Regions from separate parts of the Homo sapiens genome. Here region 2 is linked to region 1. A link is an interaction called in ENCODE POLR2A ChIA-PET data of the cell type or tissue named here. Cell type or tissue: PC-9. All regions are shown on one strand. Each heading gives the region's core, and the rest is flanking DNA. Links, peaks and the distances in the headings are about the cores only. Region 1 overlaps ZNF541 (zinc finger protein 541). Region 2 overlaps BICRA (BRD4 interacting chromatin remodeling complex associated protein).

What was found. Peaks named below come from ENCODE experiments on the same cell type or tissue, not always from the same donor. Only the 100,000 strongest peaks of a DNase experiment are listed, where the experiment ranks them.
Region 2: POLR2A ChIA-PET joins it to region 1 with 6 read pairs; 5 of 35 experiments call an interaction of 5 or more read pairs at or near these places.

The regions. Positions count from the first base shown.
Region 1 is chr19:47,557,489-47,565,702 of GRCh38, reverse strand. The region is part of intron 2 of ZNF541 (zinc finger protein 541); the gene reads left to right. Among named protein-coding and RNA genes, the nearest start is that of ZNF541, 12 kb to the left of the region's middle. In PC-9, for the core only: no CTCF peak of the experiment used is centred there; a DNase peak (open chromatin) is centred at 3,872.
Region 2 is chr19:47,659,242-47,667,455 of GRCh38, reverse strand. All of the region lies in intron 1 of BICRA (BRD4 interacting chromatin remodeling complex associated protein), which reads right to left. Among named protein-coding and RNA genes, the nearest start is that of EHD2, 50 kb to the left of the region's middle. RefSeq lists enhancers at 5,603-6,102, 6,103-6,604. In PC-9, for the core only: no CTCF peak of the experiment used is centred there; DNase peaks (open chromatin) are centred at 3,125, 3,795 and 4,415; H3K4me3 peaks cover 2,146 bases; H3K27ac peaks cover 5,000 bases.

The sequences.
Region 1 (8,214 bases), core at 1,689-6,688:
TTAATTTAATGAGAGGGATACCATTTCCTGAAACTTACCTGCTCCTTGAAACAATTACTTTGCCGACTGCCACTCTGGGCCCTTTTGGGTTTAGCAGGCCCTGTGAGGTCTCAATTCTCCCATCCCTTGTCTCAATTTGAACTGCAGCAAAACTTCCATTTGTACCGTGATGCCAGCTGGCCTCTAGTAGAGCCCGAAGGCATTATTATGAACTAAATCCCCCTCCATCCTCTTCTTTTTAGCCTGAAGCAATTAAGTAGTCCTTTTTGGCATGAGTGCAATCATAAACACACCCAGGCATTGAAACCACATGGTAGTACTCGGTTACAAGGGAGTCCTCTAATGATCCAGATGTACTGGGTTTTTCTTTTCTTTTTTCTTTTTTTAGTTTTTTATTTCCATAGATTTTGGGGGAACAGGTGGTACTCGGTTATATGAGTAAGTTCTTTAGTGGTGATTTGTAAGATTTTAGTGTACCCATCACCCAAGCAGTATACATTGAACCCAATTTGTAGTCTTTTATCCCTCATCCCCTCCCACCCTTTCCCCCCAAGTCCCCAAAGTCCATTGTATCATTCTTATGCCTTTAATCCTCATAGCTTAGCTCTCACTTACAAAGTGAGAACATACGATGTTTGATTTTCCATTCCTGAGTTACTTCACTTAGAAGAATAATAGTCTCCAGTTCAATCCAGGTTGCTGTGAATGCCATTATTTCGTTCCTTTTTATGGCTGAGTAGTATTCCATCATATATATATTTCTTTATCCACTCCTTGATTGATGGTGGGCATTTGGGCTGGTTCCGTATTTTTGGAATTGCAAATTATGCTGCTCTAAACATGCATGTGCAAGTATCTTTTTCTTATAATGACTTCTTTTCCTCTGGGTAGATACCCAGGAGTGAGATTGCTGGATCAAATGGTAGTTCCACTTTTTGTTCTTTAAGGAATGTCCACACTGTTTTCTATAGTGGCTGTACTAGTTTACATTCCCACCAGCAGTGTAGAAAGGTTTCTTGTTCACCGCATCCATGCCAACATCTGTTATTTTTTTATTTTTTGATTACGGCCATTCTTGCAGGAGTAAGGTGGTATCCCATTGTGGTTCTGATTTGCATTTCCCTGATCGTTAGTGATGTTGAGCATTTAAATGAAAACACAAAATGATAAAATTCTTGGAAAGAGTATTTGGGTCCTTGGGAATGTCTGCCGGGTTGCAGGAGACCATAAACTCTGCCTCGTAAGGGCTAGCAGAGAGTTTTGTACCTAGAAGGTGCTAAAACTCTTGTTGAATTGAATGTATTTGTTGACAGAATAAAAGGAAGCTCAGTATCGGTAGAGAGGGTTTTGCTTTACTGTCTGGAGAAGGATGTAAATATCAAGGCATGGCCTTTGGACTTTTGGCTTGCCTGTCTGAGGTTGTAACCTGACCAGTTTGTTCTGTGGACTATGGGAGTATATTGGAAAGCAGGTGATTTGGCCTTGGGGAGTCCAGAGACATTCTTCCCCCTGACCCAGCACCTTATGTGTTTTGTAGTTTAATTGGAGCAGTGCAGTATACAGTTCAGTTTATAGGGAATCAGTACTGTGTAATGGGCAAGACCATTAGCGCTAATGTCAGAGTATCTGGGTTTAAGATCTGGCTGTTGGGTTTTGACTTTGGACAAATTAGTCTCTCTTATTTGTAAAAGGGAAGTAATACTACAATCTAGGTTTTTGTGAGAAGTAAGTTAATGCATATAAAGCACTTGGTATGATACCCGATGTGGAGAAAGTGCTTAATAAATACGATTTTTAGGCCAGGCGCGGGGGCTTATGCCTGTAATCCCAGCACTTTGGGAGGCCGAGGCGGGTGGATCACCTGAGGTCAGGAGTTTGAGACCAGCCTGACCAGCGTGGTGAAACCCTATCTCTACTAAAAGTACAAAAATTTGCCAGGCGTGGTGGTGAGTGCCTGTAATCCCAGGTACTGGGAGGCTGAGACAAGAGAATTGCTTGAACCCAGGAGGCAGAGGTTGCAGTGAGCCGAGATTGCACCACTGCACTCTAGCCTAGGGGACACAGCAAGACTTCGTCTCAAAAAATATATATGTGATTTTTATTCACTTGTTTTTATTATTGGGAGATGCAGGGGGAGATGGGTTTTTCCCCTCATAGAGTGGTGAAAACAGTTTATAGCAGCACTGTAGCAGACACTGTGGAACTGGTGAAATTTGAATTTGGCTTACAGATCCACACTCCTCTCCCTGATTTTTTGGAAACCCAAAAAGCTCTGAGAATCCTGAGGCATCTCGAATATCATCTGGTGGCCAAACCTGACCCTACATGTTGCTTTTCACAGCCTTTATTTCACGTACGCTGAGTGGTCATAGGCAATGATGCAGAAATAATTATTTGGTTACCAGGTACTGCCTTGAACCCCACTGGAAGTTACTTAAAATACGGGGTATGCATTGATTTACACTTCTAAAACCCCCTCAAATTCTGAAACTCAGTTGGGTCTCAGAGTTGTATATGGGATTACGTACCTGTATGTGACTTTAAATTTGTGCTGCCTCAATAGGCTGCATACACGCAGACAGGCAGGTAGACATATAACATGCAATGCAGACATTGCAGGTGCAGAGGTTCTATTACATATCAACATGAAAAGTTCTTAGAAAGTAGAAACTGGTGGCCTAGAAATCTAGTCCCAAACTCCCGTTATTCAAGTATGCACTAGATTTGTTATTCAGTGAGTCATGAAGCATTTCTTTAACATCTAGGTGTGAGCAGAATTATTCACAATAGCCCCCAAATGGAAGTAACCCAAATGTTCATCAACAGGAGAGTGGTTAAACAAAATGTGGTCTCTCCAGACAGGGGAACATTATTTAGCCCTGGAAAGAAATGGAGCAGTGACACGTGCTGCAATGGGGGTGAACCTTGAAAACACTGTGCTTAGTGAAAGAAGCCAGACACAGAAGGCCACAGGTCATCTGATTCCATTTGTGTGAGACAGATGGCCATCTGAAGGGGCTATGCTTTTTTGTTTTCATGACTCATAATTTTTTGCTGAAAAACTCGATCTCTCATTTTTCTCAAGCTTCCATGATTCGAAAACTGGACATTTTATCTGTTTGGTTTTTTTTGTTTTGTTTTTTGTTTTTAGTTTTTTTTGAAATGGAGTCTCAGTCTGTCACCCAGGCTGGAGTGCAGTGGCACAATCTCAACTCACTGCAGACTCCATCTCCCGGGTTCAAGCGATTCTCCTGCCTCAGCTTCCTGAGTAGCTGGCATTACAGGCACACACCACCACGCCCAGCTAATTTTTGTATTTTTAGTAGAGATGGCGTTTCACCATGTTGGCCAGGCTGGTCTTGAACTCCTGACCTCAAGTGATCCGCCCTCCCGGACCTCCCAAAGTGCAGGGGTTACAGGCATGAGCCAGCGCGCCTGGCCTGTTTTTGTTTTTTTTGGGGAGACAGTCTCTGTCGCCCAGGCTGGAGTGCAGTGGCACGATCTTGGCTCACTGCAGCCTCCACCTCCCGAGTTCAAGCGATTCTCCTGCCTCAGCCTCCCGTGTAGCTGGGATTGCAGGTGCCTGCCACCACAGCCAGCTAATTTTTATATTTTTAGTAGGGACGGGGGTTCGCCATGTTGGCCAGGCCAGTCTTGAACTCCTGACCTCAGGTGATCCACCCGCCTCGGCCTCCCAAAATGCTGGGATTACAGGCGTGAGCCACTGCACCCAGCCTGTAAACTGGATATTTTGCATATTGCAGTCTGGTAACTCTGGGAATGGGATTCTTCCTTTCTTCCCTGTCCTCAGGCTTGGTTGTTTCTGCTTATTGTGGGTTGTAACTGTTTGTTTAGTGGCTTTTCTAAGCTATTTTTGTAAAGATTGTGTTCTTTGTGGGGTGTGGTCAGTAGTCTGTTCTGTTAGTTTAGTGGTCAGCTAGTGACTTAACAGAGATCTTCTTAAACTCCTGGAGCTAAAAAAAAAACAAAACAGAAAACAAAAAACAAAAAGCTCCCAGTAGTTGCAGCGGGGCACTGCTTCCACACTCAGGCAGGCGGTTAACAACCCTACCTTCGCCTTCACTCTCTGCCTGCACAGAGCGAAGGTCAGCCAGAGGTGAGAGCTTGGAAGCCTTCTCTGGTCCTTTCCAAACATGTGCCCACCCTGAGATGCCACCTTCTAAATTCCCAGGAATATGTGGAAGCTCTTTTTTTATTCATTTGGATTTTTTAATTTTTTTAATACTTAATTAATTAATTATTTTGAGACAGGGTATCACTTTGTTGCCCAGGCTGGAGTGCAGTGGCGCAATCATAGCTCAATGAAGCCTCCAATTCTTGGGCTCAAGCGATTCACCCTCCTCAGCCTCCCAAGTAGCTGAAACCACAAGCATGTGCCACCATGCCCAGCTAATTAAAAAAAAATTTTTTTTCATAGAGACAGGGTCTGACTTTGTCAAACTCCTGGGCCAAAGTGCTGGGATTACAGGTGTGAGCCACCACACCCAGCCAGAGCTCAGTCTCTGTGTTGTATAGTTCTGTGGGTTTTGACTATGGTATAATGTCAGGTATGCAGCATTAGATTATCATGCAAAATAGTTTCACTCCTCACCCCACAAACCACACAACTGCTGGTCTTTTTATTGTCTCTATAGTTTTGCCTTTTCCAGAATGTGATATAGTTGGAGTCTCACAGTATGTAGTCTTGTCTTTCTTTTTTTTCGGTATGTAATCTTTTCATACTGGCTTCCTTCACTTAGCAATGTGCATTTAAGGTTCCTCCATGTCATTGTGTGGTTTGATAGCTTATTGCTTTTTATTCCTGAAGAACATTCCATTGTCTGGATGTTCCACAGTTTGTTGATCCATTCACCTATTGAGGGATGTCTTGATTGCTTCCAGTTTTGGGCAGTTATGAACAAAGCTGCTATAAACATGTGTGTGCAGGCTTTTGTGTGGACTGAAGTTTTCAGCTCAGTTGGATGGATGCCTAAGAGTGTAGTTGCTGGATTGCATGATAAGATTTTATACATATATATATTACAATCATCAAATAGATGCAGAAAAAAACTATGTGTAGCTTTATAAGAAACTGCCAGTGTGGACTTTTTTTTTTTTTTTTTTTTGGGACAGAGTTTTGCCCTTGTCTCCTAGGCTGGAGTGCAGTGGCGCAATCTTGGCTCATTGCAACCTCCACCTCCCACATTCAAGTGATTCTCCTGCCTCAGCCTCCCAAGCAGCTGGGATTACAGGCACCTGCCACCATGCCCAGCTAATTTTTGTGTTTTTAGTGGAAACGGAGTTTCACCGTGTTGGCCAGGCTGGTCTCAAACTCCTGATGTCAGGTGATTCACCTGCCTCGGCCTCCCAAAATGCTGGCATAACAAGCATGAGCCACCATGCCTGGCTCATTTTTTCAAAGCCTTTATTTCTCCAAAGTATCCAACTTCCCAGCTTTTCCTCCCTGGCTTTTAGCAAGTCAGTTGTTTGCCCCAATCAATATCTTTTGCGCCAGCCTGCAGCATCTAGTTCATTTGACTTTAATGTTTGCAACAAACGCCCTGTCTGTAGCCACTCTGCACCCCAGAGAGCTGCCAGTTAGGTACAAAAAAAGGCAAGATCTTTGCATTGGGCTTTCAGGGAGCCACTGACAGGTCAGACAGACAACCACTGTTCTTTGAAAACCAGATCCTCTCTGTTCCCTCCAGCACCAGGGAACCCACACCAGAAACATGGGCTGCTACCTTCGAGACCACTGCTGAGCCAGGGAGTAGGGATGGGGCAGGGGTAAGTTAAATATGCCACAAAGTTCTCCCACTGGGTTTCAGTCACCATTTTTTTTTTTTTTTTTTTGAGACAGAGTCTTGCTCTGTCACCCAGGCTGGAGTGCAGAGGCACAATCTCGGCTCACTACAACCTCCGCTTCCTGGGTTCGAGCGATCCTCCTGCCTCAGCCTCGCAAGTAGCTGGGACTACAGGCGTGCACTACCACACCCAGCTAACTTTTATATTTTCAGTAGAGATGGGGTTTTACTATGCTGGCCAGGCTGGTCTCAAACTCCTGGCCTCAGGTGATCTGCCCATCTCGGCCTCCTAAAGTGCTGCGATTACAGGCGTGAGCCTGTAATCAAACATCAAAGTCACCTTTTTCTTAGGGTTTGCTTGGTTGCTATAAAGCTTTGACTGCTTCCCAGAGTTTTGTTAAAGTTGATTTTTTGTTTTTGGTGTTTCTATGGCAAGATGTACAGGGAGCTTTAAAATTACTAGTTGAGTCTGTCTTTCTTTCCTTCCTTCCTTCCTTCTTTCTTTCTTTTCTTTCTTTCTTTTTTTTGAGATAGAGTTTCACTCTGTTGCCCAGGCTGGAGTGCAGTGGCACGATCTCAGCTCACTGCAACCTCTGCTTCCCGGGTTCAAGTGATTCTTGTGCCTCAGCCTCCTGAGTAGCTGAGATTACAGGTGCCTACCATCATGCCCAGCTAAGTTTTTGTATTTTTAGTAGAGATGGGGTTTCACCATGTTTGTCAGGCTGGTCCCAAACTCCTGACCTCCAGTGATTTGCCCACCTCGGCCTCCCAGAGTGCTGGGATTACAGGCGTGAGCCACTGTGCCTGGCCCAGTCTTTTTATTTCTCATAGGTCTATTCAGAAATTCTGTTTCTTGGCTGGGCGCGGTGGGTCACGCCTGTAATCCCAGCACTTTGGGAGGCCGAGGCGGGTGGATCACGAGGTCAGAAGTTCAAGACCAGCCTCGCCAAGATGGTGAAACCCCGTCTGTACTAAAAATACAAAAAGTTAGCCGGGCGCGGGGGCGGGCACCTGTAGTCCCAGCTACTCGGGAGGCTGAGGCAGGAGAATGGCGTGAACCTGGGAGGTGGAGCTTGCAGTGAGCGGAGATGGCGCCACTGCACTCTAGCCTGGGCAACAGAGTGAAACTGTCTCAGGAAAAAAAAAAAAAAATTAGCTGGGCGTGGTGGTGGGCACCTGTAATCCGGCTGAGACAGAGAATTGCTTAAACCCGGGAGGCGGAGGATGCAGTGAGCTGAGATTGCGCCACTGTACTCCAGCCTGGGCGACAGAGCGAAACTCCATCTCAAAAAAAAAAAAGAAATTCTGTTTCTTCTTGAGTAAGTTTTGGTAATTTGTATCTTTCTAGCAGTTTGCCCATTTTAATCTGTTATCTAATTTAAATAACTAAGTTAATGTATCTAAGTTATCTAATTTTTTAATTATCTGAATACAGTTGTTTATAGTATTATTTTATTTCTATTTATTTATTTATTTATTTTTTGAGATGGAGTCTCGCTCTGTTGCCCAGGCTGGAGTGCAGTGGCACGATCTCGGCTCACTGCAAGCTCCGCCTCCTGGGTTCATACCATTCTCCTGCCTCAGCCTCCCGAGTAGCTGGGACTACAGGCGCCCACCACCATGCCCGGCTAATTTTTTGTATTTTTAATAGAGATGGGGTTTCACCGTGTTAGCCGGGATGGTCTCGATCTCCTGACCTCATGATCCGCCCACCTCGGTCTCCCAAAGTGCTGGGATTACAGGCGTAAGCCACCACGCCTGGCCTGTAGTATTCTTTTATAATCCTTCTTATTTTTTCTAAGGCCATTAGTGATGTGTTTCCTCTTTAATTCCTAGTTGCAGTACTATGAGTCTTTTCTCTCTTTTCCCTACAGTATTTTAAAGTAAACTCTGCTGCCCCACTCCCCCTGCCCATTTTGGGGGGAATAAATTCTACTAGTTTAGATGTTATGTGGTTTATTTTTCTTCTCTTGGTGGTTATACTTAGATTCTTTTAGTGTGCAAGCTTAAAAGTATGAAGTTACCATCATCTCTTTTTTTTTTTTCCCAATTGATTCAAAACTTTTAGTCATTTTTTGGACCAGGGTCTGTAAGGTAGATTCTTAGGCCTTGTGTGTAAAAGTCTATAAGCTCCCAGGCTGAAGTGATCCTCCTGCCTCAGCCTTCTGAATAGCTGGGACTACAGATAGACGCCACCACACCTGGCTGATATTTTAATTTTTTGTAGAAGCCAGTCTTGCTGTCTTGCCCAGGCTGGTCTCAAACTCTTGGCCTCAAGCAATCCTCCCTCCTCTGCCTCCCAAAGTGTTGGGGTTACAGATGTGAGCCCTGGCGCCCAGCCTCCTCCCTCCCTCTCTCATGCCTGTATGTTGAGCTCTGTGCTGGCTGACTTTTCCTTAGTCCACTGATG
Region 2 (8,214 bases), core at 1,365-6,364, 100 kb before region 1:
GACAGGAGGGGATGCAGCTCCCGTGAGGCTTCTGCAAACCAGTCCCGAGGGTGAATTTCAAAGTGGAGGCTGCAGAGCTGTCTCTGAGGATTTTGTATTCATGTGCTTTCATTCCAATGACAACACTAAAGACATGAATAGGGCCAGGCGCTGTGGCTCACGCCTGTAATCCCAGCACTTTGGGAGGCCAAGGCGGGCGGATCACAAGGTCAGGAGATCGAGACCATTGTGTGAATGGTGAAACCCCGTCTCTACTAAAAATACAAAAAATGAGCCCGGCGTGGGGGTGGGCGCCTGTAGTCCTAGCGACTCGGGAGGCTGAGGCAGGAGAATGGCGTGAACCCGGGAGGCGGAGGTTGCAGTGAGCCGAGATCGTGCCACTGCACTCCAGCCTGGGCGACAGAGCAAGACTCCGTCTCAAAAAAAAAAAAAAGAAAAAAGACATGAACGGGAACTTCCTGGGGAGAGGGAAACAGTCCGTGTTGTGACCAAGGTGTGGTTATGTGAGTGTTCAGAATTTAACAGCTCGGATTTGTGTGTTTCAACACAGGAAAATTTTACTTCAAAGAAGTAAAAAGGAGGGAGGCATGGTTAGCTCACACCTGTAATCCCAGCCAAGGCAGGGAAGCTGAGGCAGGAGGATGGCTTAAACTCAGGAGTTGGAGAACCAGCCTAGGCAACACAGCAAGATCTCATCTCTACAAAAAAATTTAAAATTAGCCAGGGGGTGGTGGTGGGCACCTGTGGTCCAATCTACTCGGGAGGCTGAGGTGGGAGAATTACTTGAGCTACAGAGGCCAAGGCTGCAGTGAACCAAGATTGCACCACCACACTCCAGCCTGGGCGACAGAGTGAGACTCCATTTCAAAAAGAAAAGAAGGCCGGGCGTGGTGGCTCACACCTGTAATGCCAGCACTTTGGGAGGGCGGGGTGGGAGGATCAACTGAGGTCAGGAGTTCAAGACCAGCCTGGTCAACATGATGAAACCTTGTCTCTACTAAAATACAAAACAGCTGGGTGTGGTGGCACATGCCTGTAATCCCAGTTACTCCGCAGGCTGAGGCAGGAGAATTGCTTGAACCCAGGAGGCAGAGGCTGCAGTGAGCTGAGATTGCGCCACTGCACTCCAGCCTGGATGACAGAGCTCAAAAAAAAAAAGAAGAAAAAGAAAAAGAAAAAAAGAAATTGGGCGAGGGGCTGGGGTTACTGCCTGTGCATGCTCACAGCAGGAATCAAGTGCACCTTGACTGATTCTGAGGCTCCCATCCCTGGGCTGCCACTTCCCGTTCCCAGCCGTGTACCCTAAGACAAGTTACTTATCCCCTCTGTGCCTCCGTTTGGGGAGGATAACACTACGTCCTCCATGGGACTGTTACATAGGAACACCTCTAATCCATGCCCTAAAGTACTTTGTAAGCAGTGTGTACGCTAGTTGTGATCATTTTAATTGCCACTGTTGATGCTATCTAATGGGGCGACTCCCAGAGCTTTTGGGCCACAGCCCAGTGAGGCTGGACAGAAGTCCCCGGCCCCACTTTGGTGCTGTTTGCCGCACATGGCCTGTGTGTGTATCTGGAAGGGTTAACAGATCTCCTGCTTCAGCCAGGTACCAGGGTTCTTTGAATCCTTCCAAACACCCTGGTATTACCCCCATTTTCCAGATGAGATAAACGCAATGGAAAACAGCAGTTTTGGGGGCGCTGCGGCACCTGCACTGTGTGCACCCTCACCAGGCCAGCTAGGTGTCTTGCTGCTCTCAACCCAGAAGGCAGGGGAAGCCTTTCAAGACACACATGAAGATTAAAAAAAAACAAAACAACCAGCCAGACATGGTGTTGCACACCGGTAATCCCAGCTACTCAGGAGACTGAGGCAGGAGAATTGCTTGAACCCAGGAGTTCGAGGCTGCAGTGAGCTGTGATCGTGCCACTGCACTCCAGCCTGGGCAAGACAGCGAGACCCCATCCCAAAAAAAACAAAACCAAAACTTTAACATCAAATATCATATATCCGTCTGATGGTTTGGTTGTTTACTGTGTGTCTCCTCTACCGAAATGTCCCCCAGGACAGGAACTTTTGCTTGTTTTGTCCTCTGCAAGATCCCTGGGGCTGGCACATTATGTGGCATACAGTAGGAGCTCAATAAATATCTGTGGGATGAATGAATGAATTTGCAGAGGAAATTAAACAAATCCTTTCATTTATTCAAGAGGCAACCTGCTGAAATGTACATTTAGTAGGCACCTACTGTGTGTCTGGTGGGGGGTGCTGAGGACAGCAAAAGGGCAGAGGCAGACCCCATCCCTGGCTTGGGGAGCACAGCTGGTGGTTCTCAGCCAGGGAGGGTGCTGGAGACCTCTCCCCTACCCCCCACACTCAGAAACTTTTGAAACAGTGACTGAGGTTGCAGAGTGGGGGGGCGGGGGGGTGGGGGTTGAAAACTAGTATGCAGGGTTGCGGACCCAAAATTGTCACCAGCACCCTGGAGACAAGCCCTGGTGTGGCACACTGGCTTTTTAACCATCTGTCCGCTGCCCCCCACCCAGTGGGCCTGCTCCTACGGAAAGATTCTCCTTCCATGAGATGGAGTGGGCGCACTGTGTCTGTTCAGAGCAGAAGCTTCAAGAGCCATCACATAGTTCCCCTGAGTTCCAGAACAGGGCGGACATGTGGCCAGAGCCACAGCCAACCCCCCACGGGCACACACACGAGCGAGAAGCCAGCCTCTGCCACCACGGACCACTGCGACCCGGGCCCACTCGTCACTGTGGCATCACACAGCCGAAGCTGCCTGGCACACCCTGAAGAGCCCGCATTGCCTGAGTGCTTCCGGGTACCAGCCCCTGTGCTTACTCCATACCCACCGATCCCTCCCCATCCCCACGGAAGCACTGCTGATGCACATCTTACAGGAAAAGGAGACTCGGAGGTGGTCAGGACACTTGCCCCAGATCGCACCATGGGACCAGAATTTGAACTCAGACCCTGTGATTCTGAAGACCTCACTCTTCACCACCACACTATAAAAAGCAGGAAAGGCCGGGCCTGAAAACCACAACCAGCTCCAGAGAACAGCCATGACGCAACAATGACACAGTGTCCTTCCAGAAAATTGTGTGAATTCCTCCTCCACTTGTAATGCAATCGGAGTTTTGCGCTGTCATCAGGAGCTGTGCAGAAGCCAGGCTGCTAGCAGGATACGGAATTAAAAGGGCCAGCTAAGCTCCACAAACAGGCGAATTTTAATTTCCCAATATAAATTGGAGTAACCTCAGGTTGCCTGCCAGTAATACAAAGTCTCCAGAACGATATCATTTGCTGATAAGAAGTGCAAATGATGTGGCAAAGTCTATCTGTTGCTTTTCAAAACACCATTTCCCCACCTCTCCTCCTCCGCTCGCAGAAGCCTGACTCTGTGCAGGGTTAACACTTGCCAACGCTAAGATGTAAACAAAGACTGTTCTAGGCCAGTCTTTCTCAAACTATGGGTCATGCCTTTGAAGGTTGTGAAATCAAATTAGCAGGTTGTGACCAGGAACTGCTTTAAATAATTAAAATGCATGGAATGGAATGGAATGGAAGACATTAACGTGTATCATACATGGTAAGAGTGAGTATTTGAGAAATTGGTTTCAATAATGTGTGTGTGTGTGTGTGTGTGTACTGCGACACAAAGAAACATATTTTGGACTGTGAGTTGTGGTCAAAATAGCCTTAAAATAATTGAACTAAGCCAGAGGCATTCCTATCTCCTTTATCAGACACTCACTTTCCCAGCCTTTCTTGCAGTTAGAGTAACCACAGTTGTGCAAATAGTAAAAACTGAAGTGTACAGACAGGTTCTGCTCAGTGAGACTTTCAGGGAAAGTTTTCCTTCCAGAATACAAAGACAGAGTTTCTCCAGAAAGACAGTCTTTTGCTCCTGCTTCCAGTTTTGAATACAGTTGAGATGACTAGAGCTGTGGCAGCCATTTTGCAACCACGGGACAACAAACCTGAGGCTGAAAAGCCCACCAGCAGAGGATGGTTGATGGGAGCTGACAAAAAGACCGTGTTCTTTTTTTTCTTTTGAGACGGAGTCTCGCTCTGTCACCCAGGCTGGAGTGCAGTGGCGCAATCTTGACTCACTGCAACCTCCGCCTCCCAGGTTCAAGTGACTCCTGCCTCAGCCTCCTGAGTAGCTGGGATTAGAGGCACGTGCCACCACACCCGGCTAATTTTTGTATTTTTAGTAGAGACAGGGTTCACCACGTTAGCCAGGCTGGTCTTGAACTCCTGACCTCTAGTGATCCACCCGCCTCAGCCTCCCAAAGTGCTGGGATTTCAGGCGTGAGCCATCGCGCCGGCCTGACTGTACTCTTCATAACTCTTCATGGGCTGCCCGCCTCCAAACTTGTTAATCCTTATGGTTTAAGCCACTATGTGGTTTCCCATTATTTGCAGACAAATACAACCTGACGCAAAAAGAGCTCCCATTTCTGGATTTTCTTTGCAACCCATGGCAAGGCCTCTCACATGGGTCAAGGGCTGTTCTTTGTGGGTCACTGATTAAGAAGAGAGGTCAAACAAAATGTGAGAGGGCTGGTGGAAAGGGGATCTGAAACAAAGGCCACTGTGGTTGATTGCAAAGTGGCCAGAAATTCTCCTCCCTCGTCCCACACTCTTTGCAGCTCCTCCTATTAAGAAGTGGGGTCTATGACTTCAGCCCTTGACCCTGGGCTGGCTTCTTGACTTGCTTTGGCCAACAGAATGTGGTGAAAGTGATGGTGTGTGATTCTTTTTTTGAGATGGAGTCTTGCTCTTGTTGCCCAGGCTGGAGTGCAGTGGCATGATCTCGGCTCACTGCAACCTCCACCTCCCGGGTTCAAGCGATTCTCCTGCCTCAGCCTCCTGAGTAGCTGGGATTACAGGTGCGTGCCACCACACCCGGCTAATTTTTGTATTTTTAGTAGAGACGGGGTTTCACCATGTTGGTCAGGCTGGTCTTGAACTGACCTCGTGATCTGCCCGCCTCGGCCTCCCAAAGTGCTGGGATTACAGGCATGAGCCAAGGAGCCTGGCCGATGGTGTGTGATTCTGAGCCTGGCACACTTCCAGTCTTTGCCCAGCTGCCAGGTGAAGAAGCCCAGGCTGGCCTGCAAGAGGATGAGAGCCACGTGCCCATCACCCCATCACCCCAGCTAACAGCCAGCCAAGCCCTAGACGCAGTCACCAGCTGTCCAACAGCTGACTACAGACACCCAGCCCAGGCCAGAAGCACCTAGCTACGCCCAGTCCAAATTCTAACCGTTGGGATCATGGTTTTCTTTTTTCTGTTTATTATTATTTTGATTTTCTGAGACAGGGTCTCGCTCTGTTGGCCAGGATGGACTGCAGTGGTGTAATCACAGCTCACTGCAGCCTTGACTTCCTGGGCTCCAGGGATCCTCCCACCTTAGTTTCCTGAAGAGCTGGGACTATAGGCGCACGCCACCACACCTGGTTAATTCTTTGCAGAGACGGGGTCCCACTATGTTGCCCAGGCAGGTCTCAAATGCCTGGGCTCAAGCGATCCTCCCATCTTGACCTCCCAAAGTGCTGGGATTACAGACATGAGCCACTGTGCCCAGCCAGGGCTGTGTGTTATGTAGTGACAGCTCACTGATACAGCTCTCTCTGGGGACTTAGGAACCAAGTTTGACCCCACATCTGACTCATCCAAGTTTTATCCATCCCACCTCCCATATCTCTCCAGTCAGTGCCCTCCTGTCCATGACCACTATTCTGGCCCAAATGTAGTAAATGTATTTTCTCATCACCAAGCCTGGGTTCACATTTGGCTTATTGACATCTGGCTGCTCCTGCCATTAAAATACTCAAAAGCTGACCTACCGATTGGTAAATAAATGCTGCCCAAGCAGCCTCAGCTCCTCCTATATGCCTGCCCCACACTGGACACCGAGATGCCATGTGTAAACGACCATAGAAAGCCCTCCTCCCCGGCCCGGCTCCCTCTGGCCTCTGCTCCTCCCCGCGAACCCCCTTCCTCGCTGGCCACCGACTGGACCTGCCCCAACTACGAGTCCAACCTCTGCCTGGGCCACGTGGCTATGAGCCCTGGTGTTTGGGAGTCTGGGCATTTGATGGGTCAGATTCTGTCCCATGAGCCCTTGGCTACGGCCACCTCTGACTTCATCATCTTCGTCACCCCAGCCAAGGTTGCTGAATGCTTACTAAGTACTTCGTCTTTTTTTTTTTTTTTTGAGACGGAGTCTCGCTCAGTCACCCAGGCTGGTGTGCAGTGGCGTGATTTCAGCTCACTGCAACCTCTGCCTCCCGGGTTCACGCCATTCTCCAGCCTCAGCCTCCTGAGTAGCTGGCACTACAGGCGCCACAACCACGCCCAGCTAATTTTTTGTTTTTGTATTTTTAGTAGAGACGGGGTTTCACTGTGTTAGCCAGGATAGTCTCAATCTCTTGACCTCGTGATCTGCCCGCGTCAGCCTCCCAAAGTGCTGGGATTAGAGGCGTGAGCCACCACGCCCGGCAAAGTGCTTCATCTTATCATTTCATTCTCACAGCAACACTATAAGGCAGATGCCATTATCCTCATGCCCATTACACAAATGAGGAGACTGAGGCCAAAAAGGGTTGGGTACTTGCCCAAGGTCACCCAAGAGCCAGGATTTGAACCCAGCTGAGACTCCTAAGCCCGTGGGAACTACATGATGATGCCAGCCTGGCCATCTCTCCCTCCACCCCCCACAGCAGGGGTGTACTACAACAGGTTCCCCACCTCTGCCACTCACCCGGCCAGGTCCTCTATCCCTTTAGTTGTCCTGAAATGCCTCGAATGAGTCATTCCCGTGAACCTTGGTCAGACAGACAAATGAGGTGATGTGTTCACCTGGTACGTGGACTTAACATGCTATGACGCCTAGAAGTTAAGCTCTTAGGATGTATTTCCAAGGCCTTTGTAGTGAGTTGAATGGTGGCTCCCACCACAAAAAATATGTAAACATCCCAGAACCTGTGGATGTGGCCATCCTTATTTGGAAAAAAGGGTCTTTGTAGACATAATTAGATTAACAATGTTGAGATGAGACTGTCCTGGATTATCTGGGTAGGCTCAAAATCCTATGATAAATGTCCTCTTAACAGCAAAGGAGAAGTCACAGAAGAACAGAAGGCCATGTGAAGAAGGAGGCAAAGCTTAATGTCACGTGGCTACGAGCCAAGGACCACCTAGAGCTCCGGGGGCTGGACCAGGCGAAGAAGGCTCTAGGCTCTTCCCTAGAGCCTCCTGAGGGAGCACAGCTCTGACAACCCCAGTGGCCCTGCTAACACCCTCATTTTGGACTTAGGGCCTCTGGAACTATACGAGAATAGTTTTCTGTTTTAAGATCCTGCATCTGTGGTATTTGTTACAGCGACAATGGGAAACTAATGTACATGTAAGTTTCTAAGACAGAGACGCATACAATACGTACAGAGTATAGAAGATATATATGTAGCCTGGGCAACACAGTGAGACCCCATCTCTACAAAAAATTTTACAAATTAGCCAGGTATGCTAGTGTGCACCTGTGGTCCCAGCTACTTGGGAAGCTGAGGTGTGAGGATTGCTTGAGCCTGGGAGGCTAAGGCTGTGGTGAGCCAAGATCATGCCACTGCACCACAGCCTGGGTGACAGAGGGAGACCCTGTCTCAAAAAAGAAAAAGAAAGAGAGAAGAGAAGAGAACGTGTGTGTGTGTGTGTGTGTGTGTGTGTGTGTGTGTGTGTGTGTGTGTATGCACCACCATGTACAGCTGCACAGGTTGTTCACTGCACAAAGGAATCCAGACAAAGGGGCAAGTGGGGCATCAAATCCAGTCCAGGTTCTGCTCACACCTATGAGCCCCAGAGAAGGGTGGCATCCACATGGAGAAAGGAGTCCCCTTTCCCAATTCATACAAAGGACACACCACAGAGTCATGCCCTCTCGGACAAAGCACCATTTTCAATTGCATGAAAAAGCCCCGTAAGAGCTGGCTGGGCCCTGGATATGTAGCCGCTTGCATGATGTGTCTATTTTAAAGCTAGAAAAGGAAAACAGGGAAAAAAATGTTGATTCTTCACCCACCTCCACCCCTGTTGGGAAAGACAGAGAAAGAGCAATTTGAAGAGCAATTAAAATCTACACCATCTTTATTTTTAGTGACCTTTAGATCTCTAAAATCATTGAATTAGTTTAA